Regions from separate parts of the Mus musculus genome. Here region 2 is linked to region 1. Evidence: chromatin loops called from intact Hi-C (ENCODE). Cell type or tissue: gastrocnemius. All regions are shown on one strand.

Evidence for each region. Hi-C counts contacts between places; a loop is a spot of excess contacts. Peaks named below come from ENCODE experiments on the same cell type or tissue, not always from the same donor. Only the 100,000 strongest peaks of a DNase experiment are listed, where the experiment ranks them.
Region 2: a loop joins it to region 1, with 5 times the contacts of the local background. A loop is called at or near these places in 39 of 42 quality-filtered maps.

Annotation. Positions count from the first base shown.
Region 1 is chr10:60,143,825-60,151,824 of GRCm38, reverse strand. Gm51802 (predicted gene, 51802) reads left to right here. Exons shown (of 2, transcript NR_168572.1): 2 at 3,955-4,282. Among named protein-coding and RNA genes, the nearest start is that of Gm51802, 15 kb to the left of the region's middle. In gastrocnemius, a CTCF peak has its summit at 3,548 (motif pointing left); DNase peaks (open chromatin) are centred at 397 and 3,542; H3K27ac peaks cover 326 bases.
Region 2 is chr10:60,243,723-60,251,722 of GRCm38, reverse strand. No RefSeq gene overlaps it. Among named protein-coding and RNA genes, the nearest start is that of Chst3, 28 kb to the right of the region's middle. In gastrocnemius, a CTCF peak has its summit at 4,966 (motif pointing right); DNase peaks (open chromatin) are centred at 4,963, 5,882 and 6,481.

The sequences.
Region 1 (8,000 bases):
TGTTCATGAGGGAATGAGGAATGAAGGGAAGTGACAGAGACGGGGTGGGGGTGAGGGCGCAAAGATGCCCTCTGCCTTTTCTCCATGGCGCCATTGAACCGGCGCATGTGGCTCACAGGATGGTTGAAATTTGTAAAGATTTTGGGGAAGCCTCTTAAAAGAAAAATGGCACAAAGAAACAAAGGACAGGATGAGAGTCAGAGAAGAAGGGAAAGAAGGAACTGGAGAGGAAGAAACAGAGACAGAGGATAAGCTCCGCCCCTCCCCAGCTCAGCACTCAGTGCCCCAAGCCCCCATAGGTCCACAGCAGCCAGTGTGCAGGCAGCACCTGCCAGCTCCTTCCCCAGCCACACAGAGCTGGCACCCCCTGCCAGCCCAGCAGCTGTCTTCCACTGACCATAAAGGTCCCTTTCTCCAGTGGCTGTTTGGGTTGGGCCCCGTCTGCCGCATGGCAGTCTGTAGCCTTTGCCCACAAGCACGGGGAGGTTCAGGGCCTCTTCCTGTGGCTGAAGGGCTTGCTTTGTGGGCCCAAAGATCAGCTGGCCAAAGCTCTGGTCCTGGAAGCCAGATGTTTCCAGCCTCCTGATGTTCCAGGAGGTAAACAGGACCCCAGAGCCACCTGAGTCATAGGCCACACTGCCCCCCCCCCCACTCCTCAGCCCGACTCCAGAAGAGAACACACAGCCCCTGTGTCTCCTCTGTTCATGACGTTAATCACTGCACCTCAGACCTGCAGCCAGTGTCAAAGACACCACGAGGAATGTGGCCAGCCTCGGCTCCTAAAGGCTTTGATCAGTCGGGCAAACACTGGGATCCTGTCCAATGCCACACCCAGGGCACTATCAAGAATAATACTAGCCAGGTAGTGGTTGCATACGCCTTTAATCCCAGCATTTAGGAGATAGAAGCAGGCAGATTTCTGAGTTGGAGGCCAGCCTGGTCTACAGAGTGAGTTCCAGGACAGCCAGAGCTACACAAAGAAACCCTGTCTCAAAAAACCAAAAAGAAAGAAGAAGAAGAAGGAGGAGGAGGGGGGAGAGGGGCATGGGGAGGGGAGGGGGAGAAGGGGAGGAGAAGGAGAAAGAAGAAAGAACAAGGAGAAGGAGAAGAAAGAAAGAAAGAAAGAAAGAAAGAAAGAAAGAAAGAAAGGAAGGAAGGAAGAAAGAAAGAGAAAGAGAGAAAGAAAGAAAGAATTTCCCCTTTCATTATTGCACATATGTATATACACTTTGCTTGCCCCATTCGGACAGTACCTCTTGGCATGTGCCCCCATGGCTCCTAACAGCACGGCTGATTCAAGACCACTGGTCTATGCATTCTGCAGAAAGTATGGGGCTGAGTTTCTAGTTGGAGTCAACTGGAAATCCTCTGTGTAGCTTCTGTTTCTTCCCAGGTTTAAGAGCAAGATGCAACCCAGACAGGACGGGGACAGCCTTAAGCCTTCTGTCAGGGATAGGCTAGATAAGGTGTGGAGACTGGTAGATAAGACCAACCATCAGTGGGCGACTGATCTTCTAACTGAGCCCTCACCAATACAGAAGGCAGATGAGGATGTGCTAAAGCCAATGAGTGCCTTGTGGCATTTGAACTATGACCTTAGCTAGTGTCACTCTTAGACTTTTTTTTTTTGGTTTTTCGAGACAGGGTTTCTCTGTGTAGCCCTGGCTGTCCTGGAACTCACTTTGTAGACCAGGCTGGCCTCGCACTCAGAAATCCGCTTGTCTCTGCCTCCCTAGTGCTGGGATTAAAGACTTTTATCTACACGAAACTCAGGCACTGTGGGCCTCAGTTAAACTTGCAAGTACGGTTCAGGGCCACTAAATGTTGAATAAGAAATGTTTGGCAGTGACCATCTTTGTCTGACAGCAAGGCTGGGTTATTATTATTAAATACTGGGTTTTGTTTTTGTTTGGTGCTGGGATTGAACCCAGGGTTTTCCCATGTCACACATACTCACACTTTCTGCCACAAACTACAACCACAGGCTTGGGCCATTATTTCAACACTCTATAGAGTTTTACTTATATACCAATTTTTAAAAAAATTTTTTTGCTTCAATTCATGACATAGCTGAGGATGACCTTGAACTCCTGACTCCTGCGCCTGCCTCCTGAGTGCTGAGATTACAGGCTCCCAGGCACAGCAGGCTTTACGTAAGCTGGGGATGTATCCAGGGCTTCTTGCCCTTATGTGTTAACTCCATCAACTGAACTATCCTTAGACCCTAGTCTTGGTTTTAAATGCAATTTAAAAAAAATTAAGATTTATTTTATTTTCATATATGTGAGTACACTATAGCTGTCTTCAGACACACCAGAAGAGGGCACTGGATCTCCTTACAGATGGTTGTGAGCCACCAAATGGTTGCTGGGAATTGAACTCAGGACCTCTGGAAGAGCAGTCAGGGCTCTTAACCATTGAGCCACCTCTCCAGCCCTTAAAAATTTTGAGATTATAATTTAATTACGTGTCTCCCATCCCTTTCCTCCCTCAAGCCCTCCCATAGACCCCTCACCTTCAAATTCATAGCCCTTTCTTTCCTAATTGTTATCATAAGCATATATGTACAGACATATACATCCCTAAATACAACCTGTTACGTCTGTATAATGCAACATACATGTGTGCTTTCAGGGCTGCCCATTTGGCACTGGATAACCAACCGGTGTGCTCTTCCCTGAGGAAGACCACTTCTCCAGCCCCCAGCAAGCCTCAGTTGCGTAGAGCACTGTATGTAGGGTTCAGGGTTCCCGGATTCTCCCCCATCCTGTTTGGCCGGTCCAGCAGATTTGTCCTTCTGCAGCTTATGTTTGGGTGGTCATACTGGTTAGACTTTATGGATGTAGCTTCTGACGTTACTAGGCAACACAACCTCACAGCAAACTCCCTGATCCTCTGGCTCTTACAGCCTTTCTGTTCCCTCTTCTGTAGTGCTCCCTGAGCCTTAAGTGTGGCAGTATTTTGTAGATGTATTCACTAGGGTGGAGTGTGCTCCACAGGTCTGCATTTTGATTGGTTGTGGATTTCTGTAATGGTTTCTGTCTGTTGCAAAGATAAATATAATTCTTCATAGTATATTCCCAATATTTATTTATTTCAGAAGAGACCTTCTTAGGTAGCCCAGGCTAGCCTCAAACTTATGATCCTCCTGCCTCAGCCTGAGGAAGTTTAGAAATTCAAGATTAGTCTCTGCTACATGAGTTCAAAGCCATCTTGGACTGCATGGGACCTTGTCTCAAAACATTTTTTTTCCTTTTTTTTTTTTTCACTTTTTTTAAAAATTAGGTATTTTCCTCATTTACATTTCCAATGCTATCCCAAAAGTCCCCCATACCCACCCCCCTCAAAACATTTTTTTTAAAGGAAGAAGGAAGGAAGAGAGGACGGGAGGGAGGGTGGAAACACTTTGCTTTTAGTCTCCTTCCTGCCTACCCCATTCTTACCTCCCGCTTTGAACCTGAAAAACCTTGTTAGCTTTCAGTCCTAGGTGATGGCTCTTCCTGGTGGCCAGAGCCTTGTTTAGCACAATGCTTGGGCGCCCTCTGGTGGCGTTTGGAGGAAATACTTAGGCCAGAGCCCAGGTCTCACTCTCTAGTTACCTCTGGACCCCTCTGTAGCCTCTTTACTTGTCTTTCTGCTCAATTTACTCCGCATATGACCCTGCACAGCATCTTTTTATAAATCCTCAGGTCTTCCCAGATGTGACTGATTGTTTTAGAATCCCAAAAAGTCATCCTGGATCCTGGGTGGGCTTGACTCCACAACCTGGTGCTCTCTTAGAAGCAGGACATAGAGACATGCAGAGAAGACTGGATGGAAACAGAAAAGGGCTGGAAGGAGCTCCTTTTCTTTTTTTCCACTCTGTTTTTTTTAATTGGTTACTTTATTTACATTTCAAATGTTATCCCCCTTCCCAGTTAACCCCCTGACCTCCCCCATCTCCCCTGCTTCTAGGAGGGTGATCACCTGTTGGGAGCTATTAAGACAACACAATTGTCCTGATCTCTGAATTGGGCCTCTCCCCCCAAGAAGAAAAAGGGGTCAAAAGCGGGCCACCGACACACCGTTCCGAGAACAACCACAGAATGTTCCAGCCCTAAATCAGCGCCAGATATCTGGACCACACCCTGATACCACCAAGTTCCAGCTTCCCCGTGTAACTGCCAAAAGAAAAATTTCCACTGCCCCACCCCTCCCGCTGATAAGTACTTGTACTTCCCCTTTTGCTTGTGCATTTAAGCCTTGAGCCTTTCTCAATACAGCGGGACCTTCTTGCCACTCAGAATGTTTCCGTGTCGTTCTTGCACTTGGTCCTCATATCTCTCTACCCCCCATTTGGTTCTTAGGAGAAGGTCCCCTCGAGACCCTCGAATAACTGGACCTGCTGGACGGGTCACTCACCCACCCACCCACCCCCTCCCACATCAGCACCCTAGCCCTCCCCAGGACCAAGGGGATCCCCTCCCATTGATGCCAGATAAGGCCATCCTCTGCTAATATGCAACTGGAGCCATGGATTCCCCATGTGTACTCTTCAGTTGATGGTTTAATCGCTGGAGGATTGGGGGGTGGGGTGGGGCTGGCTGGTTGATATCGTTATTCTTCCTATGAGATTGCAAACCTCTTCAGCTCCTTCAGTCCTTCCCCTAACTCCTCCATTGGGGTCCCTGTGCTCAGTTCAATGCTTGGCTTCGAGCATCTGCATCCATATTGGTCAGACTCTGGCAGAGCCTCTCAGGGGACAGCCATACCAGGCTCCTGTCAGCAAGCGCTTCTTGGCATCAGCAATAGCATCTGGATTTGGGTTCATTTTCAAACCAAGGACACTTACCAGCAGCAGATGCCAGGAGAAAGGCACCGGCTGGACCACCTCGGAGCCTCCCAAAGTAGCCTGAACCTTCATCTCAGACATCTGTTCTCCAGAACCCAGCATATCACATTTCTGCGACTCTACCCGGCTGGTGGCCATTTGTTGCCCCAACCTTAGAATCTAGAATATAATCCCAGGAGGTCCCATTCTTCCTACAACAAATGGGCCACTAATGTGAAGCCTCGGGGCTAGAGTGTTCACTGCCTCTCATCTGTATGACAGTCTCATTGTTTGAGAGTTCTGTCTCCTGAGACAACTGAGGATTCCACCAGGGTTAGATCCTGCCATCTCTGCTGGGTAGGGCTCTAGGAGTGAGACTCATAGAGGAGGCAGCACCTGACCTGGACCTTAACGGCTGGAGTGGCAAGAAATAGAAACAGGTGGGCCCTCGGCTTGGTCCTTATGACAGAGCATGGAAAACTGAAGTGGAAAGGAAGGTGTGGGCCATGGACCTTTCTGTTTCTATCTAACTAGGCATTGAGACACAAGCCTGAAACAGAGGCATGTGGCTGAGCGGGATCGAGGTTAGCTTTAAGATGTGAAGGGTCCTAGTGAGCTGCCTGGTCTGGCCTCAGTAGGAGAGAATGCACTTAGTCCTGATGAGACTTAATGTGCCAAGGCAGGTTGGTACCCAAGGAGGCCTCCTGTTCTCTGAAGAGAAAGGAGATGAAAGGTGGGTGGGAAAGAGGATGTGGGAGAAGAGGAGGAAGGGGGGCTGCAATCAAGATATAAAGTGTGGGGCCGTGAAAGGCAGCCTGTTTTGGTTGAACGAGGCTTGCTCCGGAGACCCAATAGAAAACTCTATAAGGGACAGAACAGTGAGTCACATTCCCAGAGACAGGTGCCTGACACCACAGAGCCCCCAACTCCATAATTCTGTGACTATCAGTCACGCAGACAATGTCCCAAGCTCCTGGTATTCTGGCTAGACTCCACCCCCACAGTTACCTGACAATAGCCAGGTATGCTCCTCCCCACAGCTACCTGGCAACAGCAAGGTAGCCCAGCCCACTATAAAAGGAGCTGCTTGGCCTCTCCTCACTCTCTTAAACTCTCACCTTTCTTCCTCTCATCTCCAGCTCTCCTTCCTTCCCCTCCCTCCCCCCCCCTTCTCTCCACGTGGCCATGGCTGACCTCTCTCTTTCTCTCTGCCTTTCTACAATAAAGCTCTAAAATCATAGACTGTCTCTGTTCATCAATGCCTGCCGTGCTTGAACGATGGGATAGGCTTTCCCCTAAAGAGCCTCGTCTAACCTCCCACCAGAAGGCCTTCCTGCGCTCCAGGCATGGACCGGACCAAGGACTCTTGCCCATGTGGAAACCACCCAGCACCCCCTCTCTCCCTGCCCACTTCTTCCTTCGGCCCTGGGGGTGAGCAAGCCACCCCCAGGGCCCCCACTTTGTTCTCAGCTCTTCCACAGCGTCCAGCGACGTCTGACATGCCCGAGATTGAGAACCTGTTATCTCTGACTTCTGTGAGCCCCAGAGACCTCGGACTACCCCTTGTCCACCCCTCGATGGGCTGGGTTCCATGGCTTCCCACAGCCAGACACCAACCGGGGACCACTGGTGGGACATGGGTTTTCTCTCACTTCCTTTACTCCCCCACACCCTCTGTCCAACAATAAAGTAAATAAAAAATCAATTAATGGAAAATAAAAGGTATGAAGGTTCCAATCTTTAAAATTTCTGAGCTTCAGCCACACTAAGTATAGCATTGCCCCATCTCAGGGGAGTTCTCCAAACTAAGCTACTCTCCTCTCCTCTGGTACTGAGGGTTCTCCATCCTGCATCTTTCCAGAAGGAATCTCTGCATTTTCCTGAGGTCACAGACCTATGGCTAGGCTGCACAGTTGGGCATGTGATCTAGACATGCCAACCACAACATTTCACCCAGCAGGCAACAGAAGCAGGACCAGAGGCCTTTGGGAACAGCCATGTGGACGATCAGGTGAATCTCCACAATTCTGAAGTAATGCCCTGGCACAAGAGGAGGTATTCTCAAGAGAGATCCCATGTTCTCCTGTCAGGGACCAAAGAAACCAGGGACAAATGGTTGAGGCACCTATTAACATATCAAAGTGGACACTGGCCTCCTTGGGCTCTCTCAGCATCACAAGTACCTGCTCAGAGTCCAGGCCTCCTCTCAGCACTTCTCTCTCTCTCTCTCTCTCTCTCTCTCTCTCTCTCACACACACACACACACACACACACACACACAGACACACACACACAATACCACACAGATACTCACCCACAGATACAGACACACACACACAACACCACACAGATACTCACCCACAGATACAGACACACATAAACACACACACCGACACACACACATAAACATACACAGATACACAATACACACAGACAGAGACAGGCATAGACGGAAGCACACACACACAACACAGACACACAAACCACACAGATATACACCCACAGATAAAGACACACAGAAACACACACAGAAACACATACACATAAATATACACAGACACACAGACAGACATAGACTGAGGCACACACACAGACACACACAGAGACACACAAACCACACAGATACACACCCACAGATACAGGCAGACACACAGCCCTATCCTAAACCTCGCCATCCCCTGAACTTTGCTTCCCTCCCCACAACTTCTGATTTCTTAAATAATGCAGCCATTTCAGCCATGTGCTTTCTTGACTTCTCTTTGACCCGCTGGCCCCCACTCCTCTGGGCCCTCTCTCTTCTCTCCCTGTCTTGCTTTTCCCATTCCCGTCCCCATCCCCCTGGCCTGGTCTATTCTGCTGGCCATGTTCAATCTGCTACTTTCTCTTTGCTCTGGACCCTTGCAGAGACCTCTGCCTGTGCGCTCCCTCATATCCACAACAGAAACCTTCTCCTCAACCGCACTGAGGAACGGTCATGTCTTCCTTTTCATTACTCTCTCTTCTGGTACAACAACACTGAAACCGTGGGCCCTGAAGAATGAAAAGATCCATTTGGAACCTGGTGTGTGAAGCCCCGGCACTAACCGGAGGAGGAGCTGACTACCAGGAAGAGTTCACACACTCCAACAGCTTGTCTCACAGTCAACTTTCCTGGCTCTGTGTCATCTTCTCTATAAAATTATCACATACC
Region 2 (8,000 bases), 100 kb before region 1:
TTCACAAACACTGTCTGCATTTCCAGAGGTTCTGAGTTCAGTCCCCAGCACCCACATGGTGGCTCACAACCATCCTTAATGAAATTGGATGCCCTCTGTGTCTCTGAAAACAGCTACAGTGTACTTACATATAATAAATAAATCTTTTTAAAAAAATTCCCTTGAGGGGGCTAGTGAGATGGCTCAGTGGGTAAGAGCACCCGACTGCTCTTCCGAAGGTCCAGAGTTCAAATCCCAGCAACCACATGGTGGCTCACAACCATCTGTAACGAGATCTGACGCCCTCTTCTGGTGTGTCTGAAGACAGCTACAGTGTACTTACATGTAATAAATAAATCTTTTTTTAAAAAAATTCCCTTGAATGGGGAGACAGGGAGACCAGGATGGTGGGGTCTTCCTCCCTACCTGGAGAGAGGGTCTCAATCGGTCTGTCTGTTCCTCCTTGCCCCGTGGAGACCAGGTCTAACCTGTACTTTCGATATAGAGCAAGCTGGCTTTGAGATCACAAGAACCCACTTGCCTCTCCCTCCTAGGTGCTGGGATTATAGGGGTACACCTCCACCTCTGGCTAAGATGGGATCCCTTGTTGAACCTGGAACCCACAGCTCTTTTCAGCTAGATAGGTAGGCATCCTGTATCTGCCTGCCCCAGCTCTGGGGTCCCAGGTTGGAAACAGCCTGGCTTTCTATGTGTTCAGAGGCCAGCCTGGTCTACTGAGGTGGGGTTCAGGAAAGCCAGATCTACAAGGAAAGACCCTGACTCAAAACAAAACAAAACAAAACAACAAAACAAAAACAAATCAATCCAAGTCCCCAAGATGGCTCCGCAGGTGACGTCAGTGGCCACACAAGCCTGGCAAACCGAGTCCTGTGGACCAGAGAACACGAGGCTGTCATCTGATCTCTGCACACGTGCTGTGGAATCGTCTTAGTTGGCATTGTTATTGCTTTGGTGAAACACCGTGAGCAAAAGCAAACTAGGGAGGAAAGGTTACGGCTCAGTCTTCCACATCACTGCTCATCACCGAAGGAAGCCAGCGCAGGAACTCAAGCAGGGCAGGAACCTGGAGGCAGGAGCTGACTCAGAGGCCTCGGAGGGGTGCTGTTTACTGGCTTGCTCCCCATGGCTTGCTCAGCCTGCTTTCTGATAGAACCCAAGATCACCAGCCCGGGGGTAGCACCACCCACAAGTGCCTATGCTCTTCCCCATTAATCACGAGTTAAGAAAATGCCTACAGGCTCACCAGATCTTAGAGAGACATTTTCTTAGCTGGGGTTTCTCCCTCACAGATGACTTCGGCTTGTGTCAAGTCAACATAAAAGTGGCCAGCATAGAAACGTTCCCCACCCCACTCCCATACTAATAAACATCAATTCGTTAACAAATTTAAAAGAGTGTGGCCAGGCGTGGTGGCCCACTCCTTTGATCCCAGCACTTGGGAAGCAGACGCAGGCAGATTTCTGAGTTCGAGGCCAGTCCGGTCTACAAAGTGAGTTCCAGGACAGCCAGGGCTATACAGAGAAACCCTGTCTCGAAAAAACAAAAACAAAAACAAAAACAAAAACAAAAACAAAAACAAAAAAAGACAAAAAAAAAAAAGAGTATGGGGCACGGGCTGGGCAAGTACCTCACTGCTAAGTACGTGGTCCCAGCCCTCAGGAGGCAGAGGCAGGCAGGCATTCCTCTGTGAGTTCAAAGCCAGCCTGGCCTACAAATCAAGTTCCAGGCCAGCCAGGGCTACACAGAGAACCCCTGTTTCAAGAAAACAAAACAAAGCAAGAAGCAGAGATAAACAGATGTGTCTGGGCCCTTGCTCTGCTTTAACCTATATTTGTATGTGTTTGTATGTATATGTGTTTGTATGTATATGTGTGTGCTTTTGTGTATGTATGTGTGAATATGTGTTTGTGTGTATGTGTTTGTGTCTATGTTTGTATGTGCATTTTTATGTGTGTGTGTTTGTGTGTGTATGTGTTTTTATGTGTGTATGTGTTTTTTTGTGTGTGTTTGGGTGTTTGTCTGTGTGTGTCTTTGTGTATGTGTTTTTTTTGTGTGTGTGTATGTGGTTTTTGTGTGTGTGTGTGTTTGTGTCTATGTTTGTGTATGTGTGTGTTTAATTATATCAGAAGAGAAATTTATTTACAGTCCATACAACAGCTTAGAGTTACATGCAACAATTACTCAGTAAAAGCTAAGGACATAACCCCGTAGTAGAGCGCTTGTTCGGCACACACAGGACCCTAGGTTTAACCCTCAACAACATCCAAAATAACTGCTCAGGGGAGACTACATTCAGGTAGACAAGGAGCATGCACATGTTAGAAAACAACACGAAATACAGATGCCACAGAGAAGCTACCAAAGCCAGGCAACACTGTGCCTGTCAGACTGGCAAACACTTCTAAATTTTCATCAGGTGTTTTGGTGGGAAGAAAGGGGGATAAACAGGTACATATACTCAGATAAGGGTAAAATATTTTGGGATGACAATATGTTTGAGAAAATATAATCCCTTTTCAGATGCAAATAAATGTGGACATAGTAATTCCAATCTTAACCATTTGTCCATAAGGACATCATGGCTAAAGATACTCACATTTAAACACTCTACTACACAATGTTTGTAAAAGGGAAAAGTTGGAAATGGCCTGACTGTCTAAACAGTGTGGACACTTAACGCTGCGGTATATTATAGAGACGCCAATGAGATGCTGGGACAAATGGCATGGATGACGCAAACCGGCTCAGTGCAGATACAAGTGTGCGTTTCATTTTTAATCTTGGCCAGAAAGCTGAGAAGCGATCAGAATTTCATGGTGACATTCTGTTTTTCCCCCTCTACAAGCCTCTGCTTTTTTTCATAATTAAAACAGTTGACTTTTCAAACTGAAAAATAGGCTCAGCTGAAACACAATCATATTTAAGTCATCAGTCAGGAGACAAACAACTTTAAATCGATGAGTTAGGAACCAATCACACATCAAACAAGACAAAGTGGTAGCGATTGTTCCAAGTGACCCTCTAATTAATCTTCTGTGCCTTCTCTGAGACCACAGCATCTGAGTTCATGCAGATGAGGTCACTGCATTGTGAAACTGCTGGACCAGAACAACAGTCTACAACCATAACTCACTCACCCACAGACAAGAAGAAAATTAACTCGCTCCCTTATTTTCTTAGGAGAAAACCACACACTTCAAAGTTCAAGGTGGATGAAGCCAGGATGAAGGCAGAGTTCTGGGGCCTGGTGGTTCCGTTCCCCATGACACTGCTTTGTCATCCTTGCTCATGGCATTTTGTCACAGAAGCAGAAAAGTAACCAATCAATCTTGGAGGCACCACATCCCTTACTCATGGCTCCATTCTCCATTGTTCTGGTTACCTGGAGCCAATGGCAGTCTGAAATCCTTTAAACATGTTTTTTGCTTGTTTGTTTGTTTATTTGCTTGTTTTTCTTTTCTCAGAAAGGTTAAAAAAATCCATATTTTACAGTCCAATGTTGTGGATGGACCTGGTGCTGTTTGTATCGTGTGTGTGGTTTTTTTTTTTTTTTTTTTTTTTGGTTTTTCAAGCTCACTCTGTAGACCAGGCTGGCCTCGAACTCAGAAATCCACCTGCCTCTGCCTCCCGACTGCTGGGATTAAAGGCGTGCGCCACCTCGCCTGGCTTTGTGTGTGTGTTTTTATGTGTGTGTGTGTTTATGTGTATGTTTGTATACATTTGTGTATGTGTTTGTGTGTATCTTTGTGTATGTATGTGTATATGTTTGTGTATGTGTTTGTGTGTGTATGTGTTTTGTGTGTGTGTGTAGGTTTGTGTATGTGTGTGTATGTTTGTGTGTGTGTGTATGTTTATGTGTGTGTGTGTGTGTTTGTCAGAAGTTAACTTGCAGAGAGAATTGGGAGCTAGTTTTCTACCACATATGGGCTCCAGGATGGCACTCAAGCCCTCAGGCTCAGAGACCAAATTCTCTGCCCACTTTTGTGCATTGCTTTCTTTCTTTCTTTTTTTTCGAGACAGGGTTTCTCTGTGTAGCCCTGGCTGGCCTTGAACTCAGAAATCCACCTGCCTCTGCCTCCTGAGTGCTGGGATTAAAGGCATGCGCCACCACGCATGCCAGTGATTGTCTGTGATCTCAATGCTCAAGAGGTGGAGACAGGAGGATCAGTAATTCAAAGCCAGACATAGAGAACCAGAAGCCAACCTAAGCCTCCAATAAGGGTGGTATTTATGGAGCTAGAGAGACGGAGCAGCATTTAAGAACACATTCTTGCAGGGGCCCCTTGACCAGTTTCTTATACTCACGTAGCAACTCACAACTTTGCCTATAACTCCAGTTCCGGGGGATCTGTTGCAGCCTTCTGTCTCCTGTAGTCTCCTGCATACACATGGTGTGTATAAACTCATACAGCACACAGGAGCACACATGCATGCGCACACAAACATACAAATAAAATAATTTTTAAAAGGTAGTTTTTTTAAAACCTAAAAACCAAACAGCAAGCAAAAGCCCAAAGCTGAGTTGGTATGTCAATGCATGCCTGTAATCCCAGCACTCAGGAAGTAGAGGCAGGAGGATTGCCTCAAGTTCTAAATGGACTAGGCTACATTGGGAGCACCAGGCCGCTGTGGGTTACATAGTAAAGCGACAATAAAAACGCATAAACAACCTGATCTCCAACAACTAACTGATCAACAACCCAGCTGTGGGTCTTACCGTGTTCATGATTTTACAGTGAGGCCCTCTGCTCAAGGGCCCACAGAACCGACAAAAAGCCTTTTCTTCATGACACTTGGCATAGAAACCACTGTGGGACAAACTCATGGGACTGAGCAGGAAGCAAGGTTGTGACCCTTACCAGGGCTGGCGATGGAACATTTCTACTCTGGGGAAGATGCAGATGGTGCCTAACCTCCTCCTACAATCCTAAGGACAAAGGGGTAGATCCCACAAGGATCCACTGGGGGGAGCTATTGTGCTCACTCTGCATACTTGCTGAGCTATGGGTCCTGGGCAGGGGCCTGGGTAACCTTAAAGAGGCCACTCCCTCTCGGCTTTGTAGATGGAGTCTCTGCCTTAGTTCTGCCCGTCCTAAGGCCAGTGCAATCAGGACACAACAGCACACGACTGGCTACTCTGTTCCTCTCTCCACGAGGGAGTCAACAAGGCCAACTAGGATGGCCTGCAAGGGACACAGCTGGCCTCAGGAGGATGGCGATGATTTGGCTGGGTTGGTGGCTGTGTCTAACAGCTGGTGACAATATTCTAGCCAGATTCCTACATACAGTGGGACCTAGGACAGCTTTCATCTCTTGGGCCCCGAGGACACTTGTGACAGCGACTCTGTTTCCTTGGTGTTTTTCATAACTTCACACCTACAGTCCAACACTGATGCTCACAAGAGTGTCACGGTGTGCACGCTCACGAGTACAAAGTAAATGGTGCGTGTGCATCAGAGATGCTCTTGAAGCTGAGCCTGAGCCTATGCCATTGTCTCTAATGCTCTGTCTTCACATTGGCTTATTTCTATTGGTCTTTTACTCCTTTTTTTTTAAAAAAGACTTATTTATTTATTTTATGTGTATGAGTACACTATAGCTGTCTTCAGACACACCAGAAGGCATCAGATCCCATTACATATGGTTGAGCCACCATGCGGTTGCTGGGAATTGAACTCAGGACCTCTGGAAGAGCTGCCTGTGCTCTTACCCATTGAGCCATCTCTCCAGCCCCCGGTTTAGTGCTCCTACAATTGGTTTTTACTATTACTGGTTTGTGATGCTGAGGTTAGAACTCGGGGCTCTGCTTATGAATGATGTATGCCTCTGACTTTCCCTTGGGATTTTCCCAATGATTTGGGAGTCACAACTGAAGCACTTTGGCTGCTCGCCAGGTAGGGGAAGACCCAGGGCAGGTTGGTGTACTAATTAGGGTAAGAGATGAACTTGCTTTTGGTCCAGGGAGCAGTATTTTCGCTCAAAACCAAGAGCAGCAGACAAACTTGAGATTATTAATATTGTAAAGCCAAGGGTGAACGCGGCGGGGCACAACTGTTATCACAGCCTTTGGGAAGGAGAGGCAAGACAATCAGGAGTTAGAGGCCATCCCTGATGCCATATCAGATTTGAGACCAGCTTGAGATACAAGAGACCCATTTAAAAAATTAAAAAGAGCACAAAGTATGTACATACATGCATGCACATTTAAAACTAGGTTAGAGTTCAGCATAACTATGCTATATGCCTATAATCGCAACACTCAGGAGATGGAGACAGCAGAATCCGAAGTTCAAAGCTAGTCTTAGCTATGTAGAGTTGGAGACTAGCTTGGGCTACCTGAGACAGTGTCAAAATTACATAAAAAGGTAGGGTTGGACTGCCACCTATCCGGTGGCAGAGGGTTGAGGACACTGCTACTCTCTAGTGGACACTTTTAGCATAGCGAGAAAGTGAACACATGGCACTTGCTGTTCTGAAGCTGACCGCCAGAGGGCAGAAGAGTCACTGAGTTAATCATCACCGCGCCCCGGAGAGGGAGGATTCATACCCAGCCAAGGTGAGCACCCTCTTTAGCTTCCATAGCAGCTTTGGGAATGGACACAGCCCTGATTCCCCTCACGCAGCTTAAGGCTGAGCAGAGAAGGTATATGGGTTTAGAACATTGCCAGGGGAGGAGAGCTGGGTAGAAGGCCTGCAGGCGAAGAAGGCTCTAGAAGGGAAGGAGGCCAGTTTGGTTGGAAAACAGACCCTCCCACAATCCCACGACTCTCTGCCCACCCCCACGTCCCTCCATAAGAAGCCAACTCACCTGTACCACCATGCACTAAAATTGAATTGGTTTCTGGGCTCAGGTTTGCTGTCGACTTGATTTTTTTTTTTTTTTTTTTTTTTGGAGGTGGGGGGACACTGTGAGACAGACATTTTCGGCCTCACTCTGTAGCCTAGGAGGCTGGCCTCAAACCACGGCACCTCCTTCTGCCTCTGCTTGGGTGCCAGGCTGACAGGTGTGTGCAGCTACACCCAGCTTGGGCCGTGTTACATTGAGACTTAAGAATTGTTCATATTTATGGGGTACAGTGGAACTAGTTTTTGGCTTGGGGTTGCTTGGTGTCTTATTTAGAGTTTCTCTTGCTGCAACAAAACACCATGACTGAAAAGCTGCTTACTGGCTTGTTCCCCATGGTTTGCTCAGCCTGATTTCTTATAGAACCAGGACCACCAGCCCAGGGGTGGCACCACCCACTACAGGCTGGGCCCCTCATGGGCCTATCAGAGAGACATTTCCTCAACTGAGGCTCCTTCCTCTCTGATGACTGTAGCTTGTGTCGAGCTGACACACAAAACCAGCCAGCACCCTTGCTTTATTGTTTGTTTGTTATTGTTGGTGGTAGTGGTAGGTATATGGCTTTTTTGTTTGTAGCTCTTTTTTTTTTTTTTTGGCATTATTGCAGCTTGAACCTAAGGACATATTTCTTAGCTACTGAGACCAACCATTCAGCGAATACTGGAATTTGGGGTGGGATGGCTGGACCGGCTGGATTTTGAAATCGGGAAGCCATTGAGAGATGAAGCAGATGGGAACAGTGTGACTGCTGGGTGAGAAGAGATGACTTACAGACCATGTGTGAGTCAGAGCTGATGACCAACGTGTCAGTGAGACAGAGAGAACGGAAGGGCCTAGGACAGACAGACCTTCCTGGAGTGTTTTCCCACTGTTATCAGAGGATATAAAGTCCTGGCTTTAGAGATGGAGGAAGAGGCTGGGAACCAGAGTGGTGTGTTTGGGGTGGGGCGGAGGGTGTGGAGGGCATAGAAACTGAGAGAGGTAAGGAAACACTTCTTCCCCTGATGGAAGCCCTGGGGCACCTCTACTTCCATCCAGAGAGACTCCTGGGGACATCTGGCTTCTAGAACTGTAAGACTCTAGCTTGTGTGGCTTGTAAAGCCGAGAAGTCTGTGATGGTCCTTAAAGCAGTGGCAGAAAGCAGCAGCCAGCAACA